Linked DNA regions of Homo sapiens: region 2 is linked to region 1. A link is a contact called in ENCODE Hi-C or POLR2A ChIA-PET data. All regions are on one chromosome and are shown on one strand. The core of a region is the stretch at or near the end of the contact, and the rest is flanking DNA. Distances in the headings are between cores, read along the strand shown. Region 1 has its middle 21 kb from the start of NANS. Region 2 overlaps NANS (N-acetylneuraminate synthase).

Region 1 (4,831 bases), core at 1,282-3,781:
AGCCTGACCAACGTGGTGAAACCCATCTCTACTAAAAATACAAAAATTAGCCGGGCATGGTGGTGCATGCCTGTAATCTCAGCTACTCAGGAGGCTGAGGCGGGAGAATCGCTTGAACCCAGGAGACAGAAGTTGTGGTGATTGAGATCACACCACTGCATGCCAGCCTAGGCAACAGAGTGAGACTCCATCTCAAAAAAATTAAAATAAAATAAAAAATAAATAAAAAGGAACACACTACCCATACACAAAACAACCAGGATGAATCTCCAGGGAATCATGCTGAGGGAAAAAAGCCAGCCCCCAAAGGTTACAGAACTGCATGGTTCTGTTTATTAAAAACCCTCTTAAAATGACACAATTATAGAAATGGAAAATATTAGTGGTTGGCAGAGGTTAGGGAGGGGGTGGGGCTGGAGGGAAGTGGGTGTGGCTATACAAATCAAAATGATGGGTTTATTGGGGTGTTATGGGGTGATTCAGAAAATCCAAGGAAGGGTCTCAAAAGAGTTGAAACTGGGCAGCTCTGGGCAACTCAGTTGGCAGAAGTTTATGGACTTGCCATTCCTCATGATTTCCGGGCTACAGAGTCATCATTAGCAGAGAGAATCGTGAGAGAAGAGAACCTGGTTGATAGAGCTTTGGAAGGATAGCCAAACATCAAGGCTGGGCACAATGTCTCATGCCTATAATCCCAGCACTTTGGGAAGCTGAGGTGGGAGGATGACTTGAGCCCAGGAGTTTGAGACTAGCCTGGGTAACATGGCAAAACCCCATCTCTACCAAAAAACATTATCTGGGCAGGGTGGCACACATTTGTGGTCCCCAGCTACTCAGGAGGCTGAGGTGGGAGGATCACTGAGCCTGGGAGTTCAAGGCTGCAGGTGCCACTGCATTCCAGCTTGGGTGACAGAGTGAGACCCTGTCTCAAAAAAAAAAAAAAAAATCCACATCCTTGTTATTATTTATCTTTCCAATTTTAAATATCCTAGCAAGTGCGAAGTGGTATCTCACCATGGGTTTGGTTTGCATTTCCTGATAGTTAACTATGTTGAGCATCTTTTCATGTGCTTATTGACCCAGAGATGATCTTCTATCACATGTCTGCATCAGGTTGGTCAGCTTCCGGGGACAGTATCACACGGCGGAGCCCAAGTTACTATGGGGCGCTCTGGTTCCTGGGGTTGTTTTCAGAGATGACCATGAGGAAGCAGTGTGGTGAGAAAGGTCTCCCATGAAGATACGGATTTTTTTTGTTTTGTTTTTGTTTTTTTTCGAGACAGGGTCTTACTCTGTTGCCCAAGCTGGAGTGCAATGGCACGATCTTGGCTCACTGCAATATCCACCGCCCAGGTTCAAGCGATTCTCCTGCCTCAGCCTCCCAAGTAGCTGAGACTACAGGCGCCCACCACCACACCCAGCTAATTTTTGTATTTTTAGTAGAGACGGGGTTTCACCATGTTGGCCAGGCTGGTCTCGAACTCCTGACCTCAGGTGATCCTCCTGCCACTGCACCTGGGGAAATTTTGAAGCCCTAGAATGGAGGAGATTCCCAATGACAGTGAGGGAGAAGCGTGAGAGTTGTGAAAGCTTTGGGGACCCTTTGAAGTTAAGGGTGAGATGAGAAGGTGGAGACACGTCAGACCAACTGTCCTAACTGGGTACGGGGAGGGGCAGGACCAGCCAAACTAGGGATGAGGCCAGTGACAGGGATAAACTGTCAAGATGAGGTCTGAGGGTGGGAAGGTCCCCGCAGGTTGCGGGCGGTGGAAACAGGCATGGGAGCAGGGGCTCAGGAATGAGACCCCTCCCTGAGTGTTTCGGCAGGTCTGAGCCAACGGGGCCTTACACACCTCTTCTCACGTAGTCCTCACTACTGCCCTCTGGTGGTGGCTGTCTCCATTTCACAGGGGAGGACGTTGAGAAGTTCCTCTGCGTGAAAGGACAGAGCTGGGAGGTGAACCCCGGCCTGAATTATCCAAAACCCTGTGCACTTCTCAGGACACTGTAGTGTTCCAGGACCCCATAGGGACCCAGTGAGGGAAGAGATTATTATCATTTGGAAGACATTTGGGGTGGGGGTCTCAGCCAAAACATCAACTCATCAGAAAGACTCCTCTTGGCCACCCATCTAAAGAAGGTCCCTTTCCTCATTTCTCACGCGGCACTCAATTAGTTTCTTCACTGCCCTCATCATAATTCAAGACCATATAGTTATACGTGAATATAGTTTACTTTTATTGTAAACTACAGTTTGCAGGAAAAGGACCGTGGAGGCCTCTTTTGTTCCGCATTCTATCCCCAGCACCTGCTGTGGTACCAGGCACGCAAGCAGGCACTCGAAACTGCTTTGGTGGATGCAGCAGTGGGGTGCACTGGAAAACGGAGGCAAATGAGGGATGTCAGAGGTCACAAGCCTCCACCAGAGACTGAAGGTGTTGACTTTCACCCCCCACACCCTCCAGAGTGTGATGGGGGGTTTGCTCTCTCAGGGTCAGCATAAAAATGATGCTTATGTTACAGGGATGAGAACCAAGGTTGGGGAAGCAGAAAGTAGGTGGTGTGACCAGCGAGGGTGTGATCAGCAAGGGTGCCGAAAATGGGACAACTGACAGCCTTGGAAGAAGCAGGTTCTTTGGCCATGGGACCTGAGGCAGGCCCTCAGCAGCTGGGGTTGGGCAGCTTGGGTGGCTCCATGCTTCACTTCTTCCTCTGAGGAACTGGCCAGAAAGCTGACTTCAGCGACGACTCAGGGAACAGTCAGGTTCACCCAAGGGGCAGAATGTGGCCTGAGAACAGATGAAGTCAGTTACGCCTCAGTCATCGCTGTCATATTTTCTCTTCTGCACTTGCTCATTCAGAAAATATTTATTGGCATCTACTAGGTATTAAGAAGTCCTTGTAGGCCGGGTGTGGTGGCTCACGGCTGTAATCCCAGCACTTTGGGAGGCCGAGGTGGGTGGATTACGAGGTCAGGAATTCGAGACCAGCCTGACCAACATGGTGAAACCCCATCTCTACTAAAAATACAAAAATTAGCCAGGCGTGGTGGCATGTGCCTGTAATCCCAGCTGAGGCAGGAGAATCGCTTGGACCCAGGAAGCGGAGGTTGCAGTGAGCAGAGATCGTGCCATTGCATTCCAGCCTGGGCAACAGAGTGAGACTCTGTCTCAAAAAAACAGAAAAAAAGAAAAAGAAAAAGAAAAAAAGAAGTCCTTGTAATGCCAGCACTTTGGGAGGCCGAGGCAGGCAGATCACCTGAGGTCAAGATTTTGAGACCAGCCTGGCCAACATGGTGAAAACCCATCTCTACTAAAAATACGAAAATTAGCCAGGCCTGGTGGCATGTGCCTATACTCCCAACTACTTGGGAAGCTGAAGCAGGAGAATCGCAGGAATCTGGGAGGCAGAGGTTGCAGTGAGCCAAGATCATGCCACTACACTCCAACCTGGGTGACAGAGTGAGACTCCATCTGAAAAAAAAAAAAAAAAAAATGCTAGGCAAGGTGGCTCACATCTGTAATCCCAGCACTTTGGGAGGTTCAGATGGGTGGATCACCTGAGGTTAGGAGTTCAAAACCAGCCTAACCAACATGGAGAAACCCCATCTCTACTGAAAATACAGTATTAGCCAGGGGGATTGGGGGCTCATGCCTGTAATCCCAGCTACTCAGGAGGCTGAGGCAGGAGAATTGCTTGAACCCGGGAGGCAGAGCTTACGGTGAGCCCAGATCGCACCATTGCATTCCAGCCTGGGCAACAAGAGTGAAACTCGGTCTCAAAAAAACAAAACAAAACAAAAAGTCCTGTGCTTGGTGCTGGGGATAGAGTAGGAGAGAGTCCATGCCCTGATCCCCTGGCCCCGTAGGACACAGTGACAATGCAAGGCTCCAGGCAACCTCAGGCAGAGGCCTGACCTGACTTGTCACCTTGTCTCTCTAGGGCTTTGCCCTGGGTTCAGTGCTGGGAAGGTACTCCAAATGGTTCCTTAACTGAAGGCGCCTACACTCTAGAGGGAATGACAGACAAAAGAGGCAGATGTCATAAAGGGTGAGAAGTGGGCAAAGAAGGGGCCGGGCACGGTGGCTCACACCTGTAATCCCAGCACTTTGGGAGGCTGAGGCAGGAGGATCACTTGAGGTCAGGGGTTTGAGACCAGCCTGGCCAACATGGTGAAAGCCTGTCTCTACTAAAAATACAAAAATAAGCTGGGTGTGGTGGCAGGCACCTGTAATCCCAGCTACTTGGGAGGCTGAAGCAGGAGAATTGATCAAACCCAGGAGGTGGAGGTTGCAGTGAGCTGAGATCGTGCCACTGCACTCCAGTCCGGGCGACAGAGCAAGACTCCATCTCAAACAAACAAACAAACAAAAAAAAGTGGGTGAAGAAGAGGGTCTTGTGGGAGCCCAGAGATGGTTACTGGGGAGATCAGAGAAAGTTCTGAGAGGAAGCAGCTTGTGCACTGAAGGACCTGCAGACAGTAGCCAGGCAAGGCTCAGTGTGGGAGGGTGGAGGAGTGGGGAGTGTGCAGGAACAGGAAACAGGCTGTGCCAAGACCTGGAGGTGACAGAACATGATCCTTTAGGGAACTCAAAATAGTTCTGTGTAGCTGGAGCACAGAGTGGCAAAAAATTAGGCAGGAGTCCTAAAGGCTAGAAGAAGTTTTCTAGGAGCCAACTTCAAAAGGAGCTTGGCACAGTTGGGGTAGCCACTGGGGCCTCAAACTCCAGAGGGTCTAATCTGGAAACTGGACCCCCATCCTCAACCTTGACCCCGTGACCTAGCACTCTGGGTACTCTAGCTTCTCCAAACTAAGTTCTTCCTTGCCTTC
Region 2 (4,831 bases), core at 1,272-3,771, 38 kb after region 1:
GGTGATCCGCCCACCTTGTCCTCCCAAAGTGCTGGGATTACAGGCATGAGCCATCGCGCCTGGTCACAATTTTAATTTTTAATTCAGCAAATACGAATAAATAAAACCACATCAAAAAATAAAAATAAAAAAGATCTGCAGACTCTTTAGTAATTTTTTTTTTTTTTTGAGACAGGGTCTCACTCTGTTGCCCAGGCTGGAGAGTAGCAGCACAATCATAGCTCATAGCTCACCGCAGCCTTGACGGCCCAGGCTCAAGCGATCCTCCCACCTCAGCCTTCTTAGTAGCTGGGACTACAGGTCCATGCCACCACAACCAGCTAATTTCTAAATTTTTTTGTAGAGATGGGGTCTCCCTATGTTGCCCAGGCTGGTCTTAAACTCTGGGCCTCAAACAGTCTCCCACCTCGGCCTCCCAAAGTGCTAGGATTACAGGTGTGAGCCACTGCACTTGGCCTCCTTAGTAATTTTTAAGAATTTGAAGATGAAAACATTTGGGACTCCATGCTGAATGCTGTATACACATACCCCAGCTGTGTGGTGTGTACCTGGCTATATGATGGCACGACTGTATGGTACACACCTCAGCTGTATGGTACATACCCCCGACTGTATGATGCACACCCCAGCTCTGTGGTACACACCCTGCTGTGTGGCCCATACCCGGGCTATATGGCCCAGTGGCCAAGTGAATGGACTCTAGGGTCAGATTTTAAGTTTGAATATGGCTCTGCCTGTTATTTTTGGTATATCCATGTGGAGGTTATTTAACCTTTTTGTGCCTGTTTTCTTCAGTTGTAAAGTGGGCTTCCTAGCAGAACCCATCTGGGAGGGAAAGTGAAGATTAAATGTGATCGTTAATATAAAGCATAGTACACAATCAGTATTCAGTGAATATCAGTTACAATTAAGGAAAGCAACCTGGGCTAAGGGCTAGGACATCTGGGTACTTGCAGGCTGGGACATCTGGGTACTTGTCCTGGCTTTGTCCTTAACTCTCAGTGTGACCTTGGTGAGCCCCTTCCCTGCCTGGGCCACCATTTCATTTTCCGTGTGTGACCAAGCTACCATCCAGTGGTTCTCTCTATTCTGATGTCCTGAGTCAGCGCAGAACCAGGGAAGATGTCATCAAGGTGACTTGCACCTGGATTGGGGACTTTTCTGCTTCCGTCCACGTTTCCTGGAAATGCAAGCTCCCTGAGCTCCTGGATCTGACCTAGGAGAAAGGTGCCTCCTTGCCCGTGAGGCTGCCAAGGCGGAGTCACTTCTTTAGGCCGTGCCCTGCAGGTGGCATCGGTTGAGAACCCGGAGCAGTTGGGTGATAGGGAGGAGTCTGGTGTTTGCAGCGGGGCTTCCTCCTTGGTTTTCCTTCCCTCTGCTCCCCAGGCAGCCCATTTGCTTGGTGTCTGTGATGGGTGTTTTAGAGTCAGGCTCTCTGAGCTCAGCTCCTGGTGCTCACACTCTGTGTGGCTTGGGCTCCTCATGTAACCTTGGAGCCGCAGTGGCCCCCGTCTGTAAAAACAGGATTGTTAAGATGCTCCTGGGGCTATCTGGAGGATTCAGGGAGCTAAACCCGTGGGGTGCCAGCACAGGGCCAGGTCTACACTCACCCAGCGATGGCTGTTCTGTGACTCAGAACCCTTTGGAGTTTTTCTGCCTCAGCCTATTTGGGCAGGTAGGTTCCTCTGGATGAGGAATGCCTTTTGTCCCCAGCTAGTCCCCTGCCTGACCTAGGGCACAGGCAGTGAGGGAAAGTGCATTTTTTTTTTTTTTTTGAGACGGAGTCTCGCTGTGTCGCCCAAGCTGGAGTGCAGTTGCGCAATCTCTGCTCACTGCAACCTCCACCTCACGGGTTCAAGCAGTTCTCTGCCTCAGCCTCCCGAGTAGCTGGGACTACAGGTGCCCGCTACCATGCCCAGCTAATTTTTGTATTTTTAGTAGAGACAGAGTTTCACCATGTTGGCCAGGGTGGTCTTGAACTCCTGACCTCATGATCCACCCACCTCGGCCTCCCAAAGTGCTGGGATTATAGGCGGGAGCCACCGTGCCCGGCAGGAAAGTGCATTCTTTAAGAGCCTTTACGAGAGTTAATTTACCTTGCCCTCTGTCAAACTGTTGGAGGTAGATTGGTTCCTTGTTCTGTATTTACCTAGCAAGTGGCTCCCAGTGTTTACCTACCCTAACTTCCTTATAGAAACAGGCATTTATTGAATGCATATTTTCTCCACACTGTATGCTGTTCTAGGGCGTTCTCTGTGTGCTGAGGAAAGGTTAAGGTGTGGCAGAATTTTATTAAGGCCAAGAAAACCGTCAGGGCTTCTGGTTGAAAGTTGCACCAAGGCTGTGGAACTCAGGTGAAACAGCAGAATGTCTTTAGTCTAAAAGGAAAGTTCTATTGAGAAGGCAAATGGAAGCCATGACCAAAAAGGTGACTCCTGAGGGACATGCTCTCCTCACACACAGTGGCCATCCCAGCAAAGCCGCCCTTCCCTCCAGCACCTGCCTCTGTCCTAGGCACGGTGCCCTCTGACAGGCTGCTGCCCTGAGGCTGGCCCAGCCTATTTGTGGCTACACCCTTCCCCTGACTCCCTGTTCTCCCCAGCTCATCACCATGGGCTTTTTTTTTTTTTTTTTTTTTTTTTTTTTTTGAGACGGAGTCTTGCTCTGTCACCCAGGCTGGAGTGCAATGGCATGCTCTTGGCTCACTGCAACCTCCACCTCCCAGGTTCAAGTAATTGTCCTGCCTTAGCCTCCCGAGTAGCTGGGATTACAGACACACACCAACACGCCGGGCTAATTTTTGTATTTTTAGTAGAGGCGGGGTTTCACCATGTTGGCCAGGCTGGTGTCAAACTCCTGACCTCGTGATCTGCCCGCCACGGCCTCCCAAAGTGCTGGGATTACAGGCGTGAGCCACCGCGCCTGGCCTGGGCTTCTTTTTTTTTTTTTCCAATCCTGAAGGATCCAAAACCTGAGGGGAGAGGAAGGGACTTTAGAAAAATCTCAGCTCCACTCCTCTCTTTCCTTACCCCTGACTCAGATCAGCAGTTCCCAGAGTGTCCCACAGGACACAGTACAGAAATGGGGTTCTGTGGGCACGTGTTGTCCACCCTCATTCATTAATTGATTTAGAATCAATAAAGGGTTTTTTGGTTTATTTTTTGTTTTGTCACCCAGGCTGGAGTGCAGTGACACGACCTCAGCTCAGTGCAGCCTCAACCTCCTGGGTTCAAGCAATCCTCCCACTTCAGCCTCCTGAGTAGCTGGGACTGCAGGCACACACCACACACCCGGCTAATTTTTATATGTTTTGTAGAAACGGGATTTCGCCATGTTGCCTAGGCTGGTGTCAAACTCCTGGGCTAAAATGATCCTCCTGCCTTGGCCTCCCAAAGTGCTGGGATTACAGGCATGGGCTACCATGCCTGGCCAGAATTAATAAAGTTCTGAGTCGAATAAGTTTGGGAAACACTGGGTTTGGAACTCAGCTAAGTTGATTTACTGGGACCCTCTAAGAAGGCATTAAGGCAGGGTAGTGTTTCTCCCAAACGAGGCTATCCATGGGACCCATTTCTGCATGTTGAACTCAGCTGGGAGCCCGAGGAGAGTTGTACATGCCTGAGCTCCCTTCAGACTCCCACAGACTTTGTGCTATGGGGCAGGAGGGAGAGAGGAGTGCTGAGGCTGCCGGGCTGCATGGAACCCCAGATAGAGGGAACCCGATAGCACGGTCGGCAGGCTAGGGGAAGTCAAGGAGTCCCTGAAGAGAAAGGGGTCACCAGTTGCTGACCCAGCCTGTAGTAGCCCCTAGGCACAGCGATACTGTCTTAGGGCTGAAAGTTAGGATCTTCCAGATTACTCAGATTCCCTTTGCCCGATGGCTCTGAGTGGCAGTTTTCTAAATGTCCACTGGGTGGCGCTGGCTCCCCAGGAGGCGGCAAAATGAGGCGCCCCTTCCCTTTCCAGCAGGAATTGGCCTTTTTCTTTACTTGAAAATTACAGAATTCCATGCAGATTTTACAGCCTCTGTAGGTAAGCTTTCACAAGGTGTTTTTCTGCACTTGTCCCCCCTCCTTGCCCCGATCGCTCTGCCCCTCTCTTGGGGGGGTTTCTGCTTCTGTTTATGCCCTGGTGGGCCACACCACACTCCCACAAGATGAACATTATACAAAAGAAAACTCAGTGGAAGGTTCCTTCTTTAAACAGAAAGCACTCTCTTCATCTGCCAAATGAAGTGAGAAGGGTAGGAAAATTAGATTTTATTGAAAAAATATATTTAAAACTGATGTTTTTTCAGTTCTGTCTTAGGGCTAGTTAGCAGTGTTATGAGACACAAACAGGAAGGAGTGAGGTGGAAAGGTATGGAAGGTACTGGGCATGGCAGCTGAAGCTTGCAACCCCAGCACTGTGGGAGGCCAGGGTGGGACAACTGCTTGAGGTCAGGAGTTTGAGAACAGCCCGGGCAACATAGCAAGACCCCATCTCCACAGCAAATTAAAAAAAAAAAAAAATTAGCCACATGTGGTGGCACGTGCTTGTGGTCCCAGCTACTTGGGAGACTGAGGCAGGAGGATTGCTTGACCCCAGGAGTTTGAGACCAGTCTGGGCAACATAGCAAGACCCCGTCTCTACCACAAAAGAAAAGAAAAAGATGGAAGGGGAAAAGAGAAGAGTTAAAAATAAAGCAGAGGAAGAGCAGTGAGAAAGGTGAAGGAAGGGAGGAAAGGAAGGAAACGGTGGGAGGGAGGGAGGAAGGAAAGGGAGAGAGGGAGGGAAGGAAAGGGAGGAAGGAAAGGGAGGAAAGGGAGGGAGGGAGGAAGGAAGGGAGGGA

The links. A loop is a pair of places that touch in the nucleus more often than their neighbours do. ChIA-PET counts read pairs that join two places held with the same protein, here RNA polymerase II (POLR2A). Pooled maps may share reads with other maps.
Region 2: a pooled map shows a loop between it and region 1 (2.0-fold over the local background). The contact joins two enhancer-like sites. A Hi-C loop is called at or near these places in 6 of 50 pooled maps. POLR2A ChIA-PET finds 5 or more read pairs at or near these places in 14 of 52 experiments (AG04450, CD4-positive, alpha-beta T cell, CD4-positive, alpha-beta memory T cell and 11 more).

Annotation. Positions count from the first base shown.
Region 1 is chr9:98,033,025-98,037,855 of GRCh38, forward strand. It overlaps a transcript of TRIM14 not described here. Among named protein-coding and RNA genes, the nearest start is that of NANS, 21 kb to the right of the region's middle. RefSeq lists enhancers at 1,781-1,890, 2,483-3,682, 2,861-2,930, 3,011-3,150 and a silencer at 4,516-4,565. Within about 2 kb of position 2,532, at least 8 of the 41 ENCODE cell types and tissues checked have a DNase peak (open chromatin) inside an H3K27ac peak, as active enhancers do.
Region 2 is chr9:98,070,655-98,075,485 of GRCh38, forward strand. The region is part of intron 2 of NANS (N-acetylneuraminate synthase); the gene reads left to right. It also overlaps a transcript of TRIM14 not described here. Among named protein-coding and RNA genes, the nearest start is that of NANS, 16 kb to the left of the region's middle. RefSeq lists enhancers at 1,018-1,518, 3,979-4,785. Within about 2 kb of position 2,522, at least 2 of the 41 ENCODE cell types and tissues checked have a DNase peak (open chromatin) inside an H3K27ac peak, as active enhancers do.